2 separate regions of the Homo sapiens genome follow, and region 2 is linked to region 1. The links are chromatin contacts, found by Hi-C in ENCODE. All regions are on one chromosome and are shown on one strand. Each heading gives the region's core, a stretch centred on a gene start or an enhancer-like site at or near the end of the contact. The rest is flanking DNA. Distances are from core to core; before and after follow the strand shown.

What was found. Hi-C counts contacts between places; a loop is a spot of excess contacts on that map. Pooled maps may share reads with other maps.
Region 2: a pooled map shows a loop between it and region 1 (2.7-fold over the local background). The contact joins two enhancer-like sites. A Hi-C loop is called at or near these places in 2 of 37 single-sample maps with no recorded cell type and 3 of 50 pooled maps.

Annotation. Positions count from the first base shown.
Region 1 is chr1:183,490,959-183,497,802 of GRCh38, forward strand. The region is part of intron 1 of SMG7 (SMG7 nonsense mediated mRNA decay factor); the gene reads left to right. Among named protein-coding and RNA genes, the nearest start is that of SMG7, 22 kb to the left of the region's middle. Within about 2 kb of position 2,718, at least 3 of the 41 ENCODE cell types and tissues checked have a DNase peak (open chromatin) inside an H3K27ac peak, as active enhancers do.
Region 2 is chr1:183,908,068-183,914,911 of GRCh38, forward strand. RGL1 (ral guanine nucleotide dissociation stimulator like 1) reads left to right here. Exons shown (of 18, transcript NM_001297671.3): 15 at 4,015-4,201. Among named protein-coding and RNA genes, the nearest start is that of RGL1, 110 kb to the left of the region's middle. RefSeq lists enhancers at 3,545-3,634, 4,111-4,280. Within about 2 kb of position 3,409, at least 4 of the 41 ENCODE cell types and tissues checked have a DNase peak (open chromatin) inside an H3K27ac peak, as active enhancers do.

The DNA of each region.
Region 1 (6,844 bases), core at 1,468-3,967:
TATTTTTAGTAGAGCTGGGGTTTCGCCATGTTGGCCAGGCTATTCTCAAACTCCTGACCTCAGCCTCTCAGAGTGCTGGGATTACAGGCGTGAGCTGCCATGCCTGGCCTCAAAGTGCTTTTAGACCCCTTGCAGTCAATCTTAACTCTGCTTAACCCTCTGTGCCTCAGGCAATCATTACTCTGATTTTTTTCAATGTTAAGTTTGTTCGCATGTCCGGTAACTTCTGAAGTGGGATGATGTAATGCATTATTTTGTGCCTGTATTCTGTTGGCATAAAACATGCCAAGCAATTAATGCACATTGTTGTACACATTCATAGTTCCTTCCTTTGTTTACTGCTGAATAATATTCTTTTGTGTGAATATATAATTTGTTTATCCATTCAGCTTTTGATGAACCTTTAGGTTGTTTCTAATTTTTTGCTATTATGAATAAAGCTAGAACATTCTGTCTAAGTCTTTTTGTGTACATGTGTTTTCATTTCTCTTGGTTTGCATGTATGTATTTTGGGATATAAATGTGTGCATGTGCATGTATAGAATGTTACATACATGCACATATATATACACTCGGGTACATACATATGTGGCTATATACATATATATATATCTCCTAGTCTGTGGCTTGTCTTTTCGGTTTTTAATGTATCTTTTGAAGAGCATAAGTTTTAAATAAATACTGATGAATCTAGTTTATTAGGTTTTTTCTTTTATTGAATCTTAGCTAAGAATTCTTTATCTATCATGGATTGGTGTCTTGATCTATTTGTGCTGCTATAATAAAATACCTAAGACTAGGTAATTTATAAGCAACAGAAATTTATTTCTCACAGATCCAGAGGCTGGGAAGTCCAGTATTAAGGTGCCGGCAGGTTCGGTGCTGGCAAGAGCCCAGTCTCTGCTTCCAAGATGGCACCTTGTTGCTGCCTTCTCTACAGGGGACAAATGCTGTGTCCACATATGGCAGAAGGGATGGAAGGGCAAAAAAGGCCGTACCTAATTCTCTCCAGCCCTTTCGTATGGCACTGATCTCATCCATGAAGGCAGAGTCCTCATAGTCTGATCACCTCCTAAAGGCATCACCTCTTAATACTGTTGTGTTGGGGATTAAGATTTAACATGAATTTTGGAGGAGGAGGCACAAGCCGTCATACCATACCAGGCAGTAAAAATTTACTCCTTAGTTTTCTTCTAGAAATAGATTAAGTCTGTGATCCATTTTGGGTTAATTTTTCTGTGATGTATACTATTGTTTGAGGTTAATTTTTTTCTAGTTTTAAAATTTTCATCCAGTTGTTCCAGCATCACTTGTTGAGAAAATTGTTTTTCCCATTAAATTACTTTGATACCTTTGTCAAAAATATATTGGCTATACATGTAAAAACACACATACACGTATACATAAATGTAGAAATAGGTGAGCCTGTTTCTGACCTCTGTTCTGTCCTATTTCTCTGCATGTCTTTCCTTTGACTACTATACTGTCTTGATGACCACAACTCTCTAGTAAGTTTTGAAATCAGGTAATCTAAGTTCTCTATTTTTTGGGAATTGTTTTAGCTATTCTAGGTTTTTGCATTTCCAGATAAATTTTAAAATAGCCTGCCAGTTTCTAACGAAAACAATCTGCTTGGGTTCTGATTGCAATTGTGTTATAACTATAGTTCAGTTTGGGGAGAATTATATAAATCCTTCTGAAGAATCAGCTTTTGTCTTTCACTTATTTTCTGTGTCTTTGTTTTCTGCTCTTCACTATTTCCTTCCTTCTACTTTATTTGGATTTAATATGCTGTTCTTTTTTTTATAGCTTCTTAGATGCTTAGGTAGATGCTTAGATCAAGGCTTTTAGACCTATTTTAACATAAGCATATAAAGCTATAAATACCTCTCTAAGCACTGCTTTTATTGCATCCGACACGTTATATATGTTTCCGTTTTCATTTGGCTTAAAATATTTTCCAGTTTCTCCTGTGATTTATTCTTTGACCTGTGATTATTTATTATTTATTTTATTTTATTTGTTTTTAGAGACACGATCTCGCTCTGTTGCCTAGGTATTGTGCAGTGGTACAATCATAATTCACTGCGACTTCAAACTCTTAGGCTCAAGTGATCCTCCCACCTCAGCCTCCTGAGTAGCTGGAACTACAGGAATGCACTGCCACTGTTCCTGGCTAATTTTTACAAACTTTTTTATAAAGATAGGGTCTTATTGTATTGCCCAGGTTGGTCTCAAACTCTTGGCCTCAAGCGATCCCCTGGCCTCAGCCTCCCAAAGTGTTGAGATTACAGGTGTGAGCCACTACACCCGGCAACCTATGATTATTTAGAAATGTTTGATTCATTTCCAAATATTTGAGGAATTAGAGAACTTTATTCTTTAACTTAGACAACTAATTCTAGTTGTTTATATATATATTTTTAAATTTGTACTTCTATGACTTTAATTCTTTTAAATTTCTGAGATTTGTTTTGTGGTTCAGCATATGTTCTATCTTGGTGAATGTGCCATGTGCACTTACAAAGAAGGTGTATTCTTTTGTTGGGTAAAATGTTCTCTAAATGCCAGTGGGATCTGTTGGGTTATAACCTTAGTGTTGGTCTAACCTCACTGGTTTGTTTTGTTTTTGTTTTTTATTGAGACGGAGTCTTGCTCTGTCACCCAGGCTGGAGTGCAGTGGCGCAATCTCGGCTGATTGCAACCTCTGCCGCCCATGTTCAAGTGATTCTTGTGCCTTAACCTCCCAAGTACCTGGGACTATAGGCACACGCCACCACACCTGGCTAATTTTTGTATTTTGAGTAGAGACGGGGTTTCGCTGTTGGCCAGGCTGTTCTCGAATGCCTGACCTCAGGTGATCTGCCCGCCCTGGCCTCCCAGAGTGCTAGGATTACAGGCGTGAGTCATAGCACCCGGCCACTTTACTGGTTTTCTGCCTACTTTTTGTTAGTTATTGAGAGAGTTTTGGAATCTCCAAATAATTATAGATTTATCTATTTCTCTATTCCCTGTTTCTGTTTTTGTATTTTCTTTTTTGCTTGTTTGAAACAGGGTCTTGCTCTGTTGCCCAGGCTGCAGTGCAGTGACACCATCATGGCTCACTGCAGTCTCAATCACCTGGGCTCAAGCAATCCTCCCACCTCAGCCTCCTGAGCAGCTGGGACTACAGGCATACGCCACCATGCCTGCCTAATGTCTTCTATTGTTTTATGAACTGTCTTACTCTTTTTTAAATTGCTCTAGTATTTATATTATGCACCTTTATATTATATAATTTTATGTATAATATAAAATGTTACAACAATATAGTACTTTCATTTTCCTTTCCTTTTGTTTGTACTACTATTGTCAAACAGCTTCTATATTTGTTTTAAGTTTCAAAATTTAGGGGACTTTTTTGGTTTTTGTTTTTTTTTTCTTAAAACAATAAATTGACTTTTAAATAAGTTTTAAAACAAAGAGAAAAAAGTTATTTTATATTTACTCATATATTTACTATTTCTGGCACTCGTCATCTCTTTGTTTAGTTCAAGGCTTCCATCTGGTATCATTTTCTTCCAGCCCAAAGAGTTTCCTTTTTAATATTCCTTATGGTATTGATCTCTTGGCATCAAATTTCCTCAGCTCTTATGTTTCTAAAAAAAAAAACGTATTTTTTTCACCTTTGGTTTTAAAGAATATTTTTGCTGGGTATAAAATTATAGATTGGCATTTTTTCCCTAGTATTTTAAAGATGTTATTCTATTATCTTCTGGCTTGTCTTTTTTCTGATAAGAACTTAGCTAGCCCTTGTTCTTTTTTTTTTTTTTTTTTTTTTTTTTTTGAGATGGTGTCTCGCTCTGTTGCCCAGGCTGGAGTGCAGTGGTGCAATCTCGGCTCACCACAACCTTGGGTGTCTCGCTCTGTTGCCCAGGCTGGAGTGCAGTGGTGCAATCTCGGCTCACCACAACCTTGCCTCCCGGGTTCAAGCGATTCTCCTGCCTCAGCCTCCCGAGCAGCTGGGACTACAGACACACGCCACCATGCCCAGCTAATTTTGGTGTTTTTAGTAGAGACAGGGTTTCACTATGTTGGCCAGGCTGGTCTCCAACTCCTGACCTCATGATCCATCCACCTCGGCCTCTCAAAGTGCTGGGATTACAGGCGTGAGCCACCGTGCCCAGCCTCTTATTTTAATCCTTCTTAGGTAATATATATATATTTTTTTCTCTCCTTTTATCATTGTTTTTCAGCGATTTGATTAAAATGCCTTTGTGTGGTTTTCTTTTGTGTTTAAATGCTTGTAGTTGAGCTTCTTAGATTTATAGGCTTATAATTTTCATCAAATTTGGATCCTGCAATTGCCATTGAAGTCTGTATGTTCATTTCTCATGTATAATTCATGTGAGAAAATACGGTAAACCTGTGTTATCTGGTAATTCTCATTAATAAAAAATTTCTAAAATTAGGATTTTTGTTTTACATTATGTTGAGGAGGAAGAGAGAGTGAGGAAAACAACTAGAGAGAACTCCTGGGAAAGAACTTACGCTAGAAGCTAAAACCAGGAGGATTTCTTGAAGAGTTCTTTATCAGATTCAAGGGAAGTAGGATGTGGGTGTGTCTTATGCTGTTCAAAAAGGCAAACTGGGCCAAGCGAGGTGGCTCACGCCCCTAATCCCAGCACTTTGGGAGGCCGAGTCGGGCGGATCATGAGGTCAGGAGTTCGAGACTAGCCTGGACAACATGGGGAAACCCATCTCTACTAAAAATACAAAAATTAGCCGAGTGTGGTGGTGCGTGCCTGTAATCCCACCTACTCGGGAGGCTAAGACAAGAGAATCGCTTGAACCCAGGAGGCAGAGGTTGCAATGAGCCCAGATTGTGCCACTGTGCTCCAGCCTAGGTGACGAGCAAGACCTTTTCTCAATGGAAAAAAAAAAAAGGCAAACTGAATAAATCATAAGCAATGAGATATTTACACTTTAGCTTTTAATATATGAACTGTTGAAAATTGAGGCCTGTCATGCATTGTAAAATAATGAGCAAAAAAAGTTTAGGCTCCAGAATTCTGATACTGTGCCTGGATTTGAATTCCAGTCCTAGCACTTACCATCTTTGTGGCATTGGGCAAGTTTCCTAAAATCTCTAGGAGTTTCTTTAATCATAAAATTGGAAAAATGGTTATAATCTCAGGTTGTCATGAAAACTAAACCCAGGATGGCTTATGTTCTTCACTTGTCATTTAGTAGATCCCCAATAATTATTAGTTATCTTTCCTTCTTTATATATTAACTTTTTATTCTTTCATTCAGGGACTTTTTTTCCTTTTAAATATATGCAATAGTTAAACAAGTCCCTATGGCCCTCATGAGACTGTATTTACCCATTATGTTTCTCTATTGGATCTTTTCTATGTTGTTGTTTATCCCATCCTATTAAAAAACATGTTATGTATTCCATCTTAAAAACGCTTTTGACCTTTACATCTCTCTGTAGCTACTGCCTCTTTCTTTTCCCAGACTATTGTCTAAATTCAATTTTAACCTCAGTTCCTATCCTCTTATAACAAGATCCTCAGTGACTTCCACATTACTAAATCCAGTGATTAGTTCTCAGGCCTCATTTTACTTTATTTTTCAGGAGCATTTATTGATTCTGCCCTCTTTTCTTGAAGCTTTTTCTTTATTTGGCTTCTGGGACACTTCGTTTGACAAATTTACCTCCTACTTCTCTGGCCACTTGTTCTCAATCTGTTTACTATTTGTTTCCTTCTCAGTCTAGCCAGGAGTGTCCAGTGTTTTGGCTTCCCTGGGTTACATTGGAAAAAGAAGAATTGTCTTGGGCCACACATAAAATATGCTAACACTAATGATAGCTGATGAGCTTTTAAAAATTGCAAAAAAAATCTTAGAATGTTTTAAGAAAGTTTGTGAATTTGTGTTGGGCCGCAGTTAAAGCCGTCCTGGGCTGCATGTGGTCTGTGGGCCATGGATTGGACAGGCTTAGTCTAGCCCTTAAATATTGGAGTTTCTCAGACTTGTTACTCTTAACACTCCCTTGGTAATGTCATCCCGTCTTATGGGCTTTAACGAATATCTGTATGCTGATGACTCCCAAATGATATCTGTACTCCCACTTTCCTCTGACCCCTTTAACAAAACTCTTTAAGAAACTACCAGTTAATTACATTCATGTCATACCTTTGCTTAAAATGTCCAAAAATTTTGCTTGGTGGTTTCTCATATCTCAGACTATCTAGATCAAGTTAAGTCTGACCTGCATAGTCCAGAACAACTTCGCTCAAATGTCTGGGCCCTCAACTGGAATGGCTGTGATAGCTAAGAAAACTGGGTCTCTCTTCCCAAGTGGTCTGTCATCCTCAGCTTCATAGTGTTTTGATGGTGTTCCAAAAGGGCAAGCCCAAATGTGCCAGTGCTTACAAAGTCTCAGTGTCACATTTACTGAAGTCCAGTTGGCCAAAGTAAGTCACATGACCAAACCCAGGATTGGTAGGAGTTCCAGGGGTGCAAATGCCAAGAGGTGTGTGATTCATTGGGGGCAGTTAATAATGTATCACAGGTTTTATATAATCTGCATCTGGTTTAATTTGTTAAATTATTTTTTATTTTATTTATTTATTTATTTTGCGATGGAGTCTTGTTCTGTGGCCCAGGCTGGAGTGCAGTGGCGCGATCTTGGCTCACTGCAACCTCTGCCTCCCCGGTTCATGCGATTCTCCTGCCTCAGCCTCTGGAGTAGCTGGGATTATAGGCGCCCGCCACCGTGCCCGGCTAATTTTTGTCTTTTTAGTAGAGAGGGAGGTTTCACCATCTTGGCCAGGCTGGTCTAGAACTCCTGACC
Region 2 (6,844 bases), core at 2,159-4,658, 420 kb after region 1:
ATACATATATATATGCAGTACCTAGCTCTCAATATGTGCCTGAAAAACCACCATTATTTTTAATGAAATGAATCAGTTAATATCTTTTTGAGGATTTGGGGGGATCAGGATTCTGACTGTCTTTATGGGCATTTGATATTTCCCAGCACTGTCTCTCCACCTACTTCAGTGAGTCACATTGAGACACAGGCAGGGATGGCACATGACCTTGAGTGTTGCCATGTCCCCGGTGTAACATAAAGACCTCTGCTGGATGTGGATAGCAAGGTCTCCCACCATCAGCGGCCACGCAGGCTGCTATCTGCCATCAGGTGATATGGGTGGTATGAGGCATTGTGGGTGGGTTGGAACATGCGCTTTAGTAGAAAGCATCTGGAAGATCATCCTGTGTTTTGCTCACCCTCTCTTTGTTCAGATGACTGTCCTGGCCCTGCGGAACTCTAGATTTATGAGCTTTTGGAGTCAGCTCTTGAGGAGAATTTTTCATAGTATCTTGCTGTCTTTTCATCTTTGCAGATATGGGGGAATGAACTACTGAGATAATCTGAGGGGCCTGACCAAGCCTTGTCAGCTGGTAAGACTGGCATGTGCACAGGGAATCAGCTCCCTGATAGAGGAGTCCAGACATGCAGGGGATCCTGGGTGTCCACTCTGCTCACTGAGGCAGCAGAAGGAATTGGGAGCTTCTGGACCCACTATGGCAGTCAGAGGTTCTTAAGGAAAAAAACAAAAATTCTCAATGCAGGCAGGCCTAATCCTGCGTCCTGCTACCTCTATCCTCCTGCCTTCTCCCCATCCTCATTTCTATGCTACTGCTTCTCTGTACTCCTCTCCAAGCCCGGGATCTATATGTTTTGTGGTGGGAGTTCTAATACCCCTGGATCCTCTGTCTTCACTGACACAGACAAGTGGTCAGTCCTATGAAAACATTTACTGTGAAATCCAGAGAGGGCAGGACTGTGAGGGTGCTATGCCCTTCACAAAGTGTGGTAGGTACTCAGTACATCTCTTACTAGTAAAATCTTGCTGGGATAACCCTTGGTATCTGCAGTTGAGTTTGGGCATCTATTATGAAAGCAGTTCATATGCCCCCATCTTATTTCTTGTACATACAAGGGTGTTTGCATACCATTATTTTTCAAAAGATTTCATGATCTTCTTAGCATGTTTACAAATCTGGGAAATGCATTTTTGCTGTTCCCACATTCAATGGCTCATCATTCCAAAGAGGTTGGAGAAAACTTTGGGTGCTTAGGCCTAGTTTGAAAGTTAGAGATGCCTACTACTGAGCCAGAATGAACCTTCACAACGCAGGACAAAGCAGGACCTTACTGAATTGTAGAAATGGAAGAACCCTAGAGACTCTGAGATAATGGATGGAGGACCACTAGTTGACATCCTTTCAAGATCTACCTTTGTAATTTATGAAGCAGTAAGAAAGGGCATTATTTTTGCTTCTGTGATCAGAGTTTAGCTCATACCCCTATAGTCCCTGTAATGCTCCTGTAATGCTTGAAGGGTCATAAAAGGAAGACAGGGAAAATGGGGCTGGAGATAGCAGGGTAGAGATAAGGCAGAGCAAAAATATGCTTGAGCTCTTGGAATTCAAGCATATAATTCCGAAAATATTTAATAAAAAATCAAGTTCACCTTCATTGTTTCTATTATTGTTGTTATTTTATAGTCAGTACTTGTTTAGGTTCAGCCCACGTGCTAGTTGCCTTGCATGCCGTTCCTTCTTAATCTGACTCCCGCCCTCCTTTTACCACTACTTGTGGTGTAAATCTGTTAACGGTAAACCTTCTCAGTCTTAGTCTGAGAAAGTCTTTATTTTGCCCTCCTTCTTAGAATTATATTAGACGGGTATAGAATTCAATACTGACTGTTACTTTCACTCAGCACTTTGACGATATTATTCAGTGTCTTTTGACTTCCATGGTTACTTTTGAGATGTGTGGTATCTGCTTAATTACTATTCCTCTGTTTTATGTTCCCACTCCTGTTGCTTTTCTTTCTTCTTTCCTTCCTTCCTTCCTTCCTCACTCGCTCTCTTTCTTTCAAAAGAGTTTTGCTCTGTCGCTTAGGCTGGAGTGATCTTGGCTCACTGTAACCTCTGCCTCCTGGGTTCATGCAATTCTTGTGCTTCAGCTTCCCAAGTAGCTGGGATTACAGGCACATGCCACCACACCTGGGTAATTTTTTTGTATTTTGGTAGAGATGGGGCTTCACCACGTTGCCTGGAGTGGTCTTGAACTCCTGAACTCAGGCAGTCAGCCTGCCTCGGCCTCCCAAAGTGCTGGAAGCACTTTGAGAGCCACTGTGCCTGGCCCCCTGTTGATTTTAAGAATTTCTTTTGTCTTTGATATACCAGTTTAAGTGGGAGTTTAGTCTTACCCTATTCAGGACATGGCTCTTGGATGGGAGGATTCCTATGGTTCACCAGTTCTGGAATCCTCTCAGCCACCATCTCTTCTGATATGGGCCTTCTTCCATCCTCTCCATGTCTTCTGGAACTCCTCCTACACATACCTGGGGCTTTCTTACTGCTTTCTCCATATCTTTTCACTGTTCTTTCTATGTCTTTATCTTTTGATGATGATTTTTGAGGATTTTCTTCAGATCTGTCATCTAGTTCATGATTTTTTTCTTCAAGTTATTTAATCCTTCCACTGAGGTTTTAGTTTAAGTCACCACCTTTTTCACTTAGAGGTGAAATGTTTTTCAAATTATCTTCTTCCTTTATTAGGATGTCTTGCTCTGAGCTCCGGTTTTCAATTTCTTCTTTTATGTCTTTAATATTTCCTAACATACTTATTTTGCAGCTTGGCTTATAGTAGACATGCAGATATTTGTTGGATGAATAAGCACATTATTAGTTTTGTTCTGACAGTTCTCAAATTTGAAGTTCTCAGGAGTCTAAGCCTGCTTTTTGTTATGCCTGTTGGCTCTCTCTTTCAGTGGAATATTTCCTTGTGTGTATTTTGTAATTTTGTATCACGAGTTTATCTTTATCAGGGGATTCTCTGAAGCCTGGGCTGAAGGTATATCCCTCCCGCAAGATTTTCTTTTTTTTTAAGAAAAAATCTAGTTTACTAGCGGTGTCACCGGTTGAGAGTTTCTAACCCCATAGACCACATAAATAGCAAATTGGAGTGAGGCACAGACCCAGCTCACACATGACTTCATAGGAGACATTTTTCTTCTTTCCATGCTCAGGCAAGAACAGTCTCCCTGTTGTCTTCCTATGCTAGTAGAAAGATATTTTTCTGGCCTATCTTTTTAGTAAGGGTATAGCCCTTTGTGGGCCCTGGCTGTATATAGTTTTGGTTCTAACTCCTCACCATTCATAAACAGAAACCCTCATCTTTGGGCCCTGGGTGTGCATTAAAACCCATATCACTATTTTGCCAAGATTGGGGCCTCCCACTCCCCCACCAGAGCAGCTGCAGAACTAGCTCGCGTGCTTCTGGTTTTCAGTTCCTTTTTCACTTAAGGCCTGTAGGGATTTCCCTTCCTATCTTGCAAGCTCAACTAAAAAGAGTTTTTAATATTTCTTATCTAGCTGTTTTATAGAGGAAGCATTTAGGATACTGTAGTTCACAGATTGTTGGAAATAGAAGTCTTCCTCCTTGGTTTCTTACCCAAAGCAGTGCCATCCCTTCTTTGCCTGTGAAGATCATTTTATGGTAGGAAGTGATGGGGGTATGCTGATGGTATCTTGATCCTGCCAAGGTGGTCCATAGACTGTTAAAATGTAGAGGACCATTGACCTAGAAAGACTTCAGATTAGTACTGAATAATCTATGTGTTCTTTGAAGTTGGAAATACTCTTTTGGGACAAGATGTTTACTACTATTTGTTAGAAACTTTATAGCGAATGTCCTCCTAAAATAATAATGACAGAACACACAAGACTGAAAAAACATCAAGGGCTTAATCAACACAAAATATTTGCCTAATCATGGATTCCAGATTTGTAACAGCCCAAATGCTTGGCATTCTGTTTTTTTCCAGACTGTTTCTAGGGTCTGACATGATCACCAGTCCCACTCCCACCAAAGAGCAGCCCAAGTCCACTGCCAGCGGGAGCTCTGGTGAAAGCATGGACTCTGTCAGCGTGTCATCCTGCGAGTCGAACCACTCAGAGGCTGAGGAGGGCTCCATTACTCCCATGGACACCCCTGATGAGCCTCAAAAAAAGGTATATACTCAACCCTTCTCATAATTCCTAATGCAGGCACCTACATGCTCTTTGCCACACCACAGCAAGGAATGTCTGTTTTTAAGTGGATCACTCTATAGTATTTTGAAAGTCATGTTTTGAACAGGCATCAAAAGAAGAGTTCAATTTGGGGACATACTACTAATAGAAACAGGTGTAAAAGCACTAAGCAGTTTCGTTTATTCATTTGGCCTTTGAAATATTGTTCTATACCCACCTCTTAAGGCACTGGAGTTATTTAGGGGAAGTAGGACTTCTTAGAAAGAGCAAAAAGTCAGAGATGGAGATGTGTCAGGTTCTTGGTGCCATGTTTTGTCTTAGCCAAGCATTTATCACAATAATGTTGCATTGCATGCCACTCCAAAAGTCAGTGACTTAAAACAACCACTATTTATCTCTCTTATGTATCTGCTGGTTGGCTGATCTAGGTTGGGCTTGACACTAGGCCACAGATTTGGTCCAGGTCTGTTCCACTTGCCTCTCATTATTGTTGGAGTAACGGGCTACCCAGGGCATGCCCTTAGCATGCTAAGACGGACAAGCAAGAGGGCAAGCCCACTCGCAAGCATATGTCAAGCCTTTACTTGAGTCGTATCAACCAACATTCTATTGGCTAAAGTAATCATGTGGCCACATTCCACATAAGTAAATGAAGCAGAGAAATAGGCTCCAGTTTTAGTGGGAGGAACTCTGAAATCACAGTGCAAAGGGCACAGCTGCAGGGGAAGATGAGGGATTGGTAACAAGGATACATTCTCCCATGTTGGAAAAAAGGAAACTGATGAGAGGTGATAAAAGAATTTCCGTCGAGTTTCTATTTTCTGTGACTGCATAAATAAAAATTTAAAAACCAAAATATCTTAATCTTAAGATCTTAATTAAGACCAGTCTTCTTTTTTTTTTTTTTTTTTTTTTTTTTTTGAGATGAAGTCTCACTACTCTGTTGCCCAGGCTGGAATGCAGTGGTACGATCTTGGCTCACTACAACCTCTGTCTTCTGGGTTCAGGGGATTCTCCTGCCTCAGCCTCCCGAGTAGCTGGGATTACAGGCATGTGCCACCATGCCCGCATAATTTTTGTATTTTTAGTAGAGATGGAGTTTCACCATGTTGGCCAGGTTGGTCTCACACCCCTGACCTCAGGTGATCCACCCACTTCGGCCTCCCAAAGTGCTGGGATGAGCCACCGCACCCCACCAATATCAGTGTTAATCTTCTGTACACATCTGCTTCAATCTGTTGGTTGAAGGGTTTGGATCAGAAAGTCAACTATGACATAACTAGAATTTGCACCATTTGGGGAAGGTTTCTGGCTAACCAAGCTTACTCAATAGTGACTTCTGGCTCCTTAGCTTATGGTTAGGTCAGTAAGGTAGAATGTTGGCAATGGTTTCATCCCTTGGTTTATATCTGCTGCTCTTCAAGGGGACATGTGTGTTGCTTCACATGGTGTTAAAACAACAGTGGTAATCCTGGAACCCTCAAGTGACTTTGTCATAATGTAGCCAATCCAGGAAAAGCATCATATTCAGGATTCATCAAACTGAGATGACTAATTTGCTGCTCTAGTTGGATTTCTTAGCTTTCTGCTTTGAAATCCAGGGGATACAATCATTCATGCTCTAAATATTGAAAGAAAGCCTTCGTGGACACCTACGGACTGGCCATGCTCTCAAAAGGCATTTTTCCTCAACCCGGGATGTAGTCATTCTTCGTGACTTGACATACAAATTAGCTTTGTCAAAATCTGGAATGCAGTCTCATCATTCACTTTTTCACAGCCTCTGAGGTTTTATAGGCTCCATTTCTGATGGTAGACATTGTAGGAAAGTAATAACTGAGGTATTGCCCACATTATTGTGGGATTTCTCCCTGTCTCTCCAGGAAGGAGATGGAATCACAGTCACACCTTGTGGCATAGTGGAAATGTACATTGGTCCAAATGGTACCTTTTAAAACTATGCAGAAGCCCAGTGTGCTTTCTCCTGCACATCCCTTGCTTCATCTTTTTTGTCTCATCCCTCATCAGACTGGCTTTTTAAATTCTTGCAGAAGTCATGGCTCTTTATTCTTTGGATGAACCTTTCTCAGAGTCATACATTTCTTAAACATCAGTGATTCACTTGGATGCAAGTAGCTCCTGGACTGCACAATCCCTGCATATTAGCTAGAAAGGCTCGTGATTCTCCTGCTTGGCACATAGCTGGACTGAGCTGACCTCCACACTTCCTTCCTGACCTGAGAGCCTGTGACAGCCGCCTTCTCCAAAAGTCCTCCAGACTGTCATTCTTCCTTTTCCACAGGCTGCACTGTGAGGTTGCTCTTAAGGGTGAAGTGTAATTTATTTGCATTCCTTTCTTCATTCCCCGATCATGATTTCTAAATATTGATTTTTGCACTTGCTCCTCACTTCTTAAATTCTCAATAGGAATTTGGGGGCTCATCAGGCAGTCTGTTTAGAGCTGCTATAACCCAGGCATATTCTAGGCTTTATCTTAACTATAAATGTCACTAGAATCATAGAAAAATCTAACAAAGGAAATAGAGTTTGGATAGAGGAACATGAAGGCGAAAAAATTGAATGAATAATTGGAAAATGCACCCCCTTAACTAATATATCTGC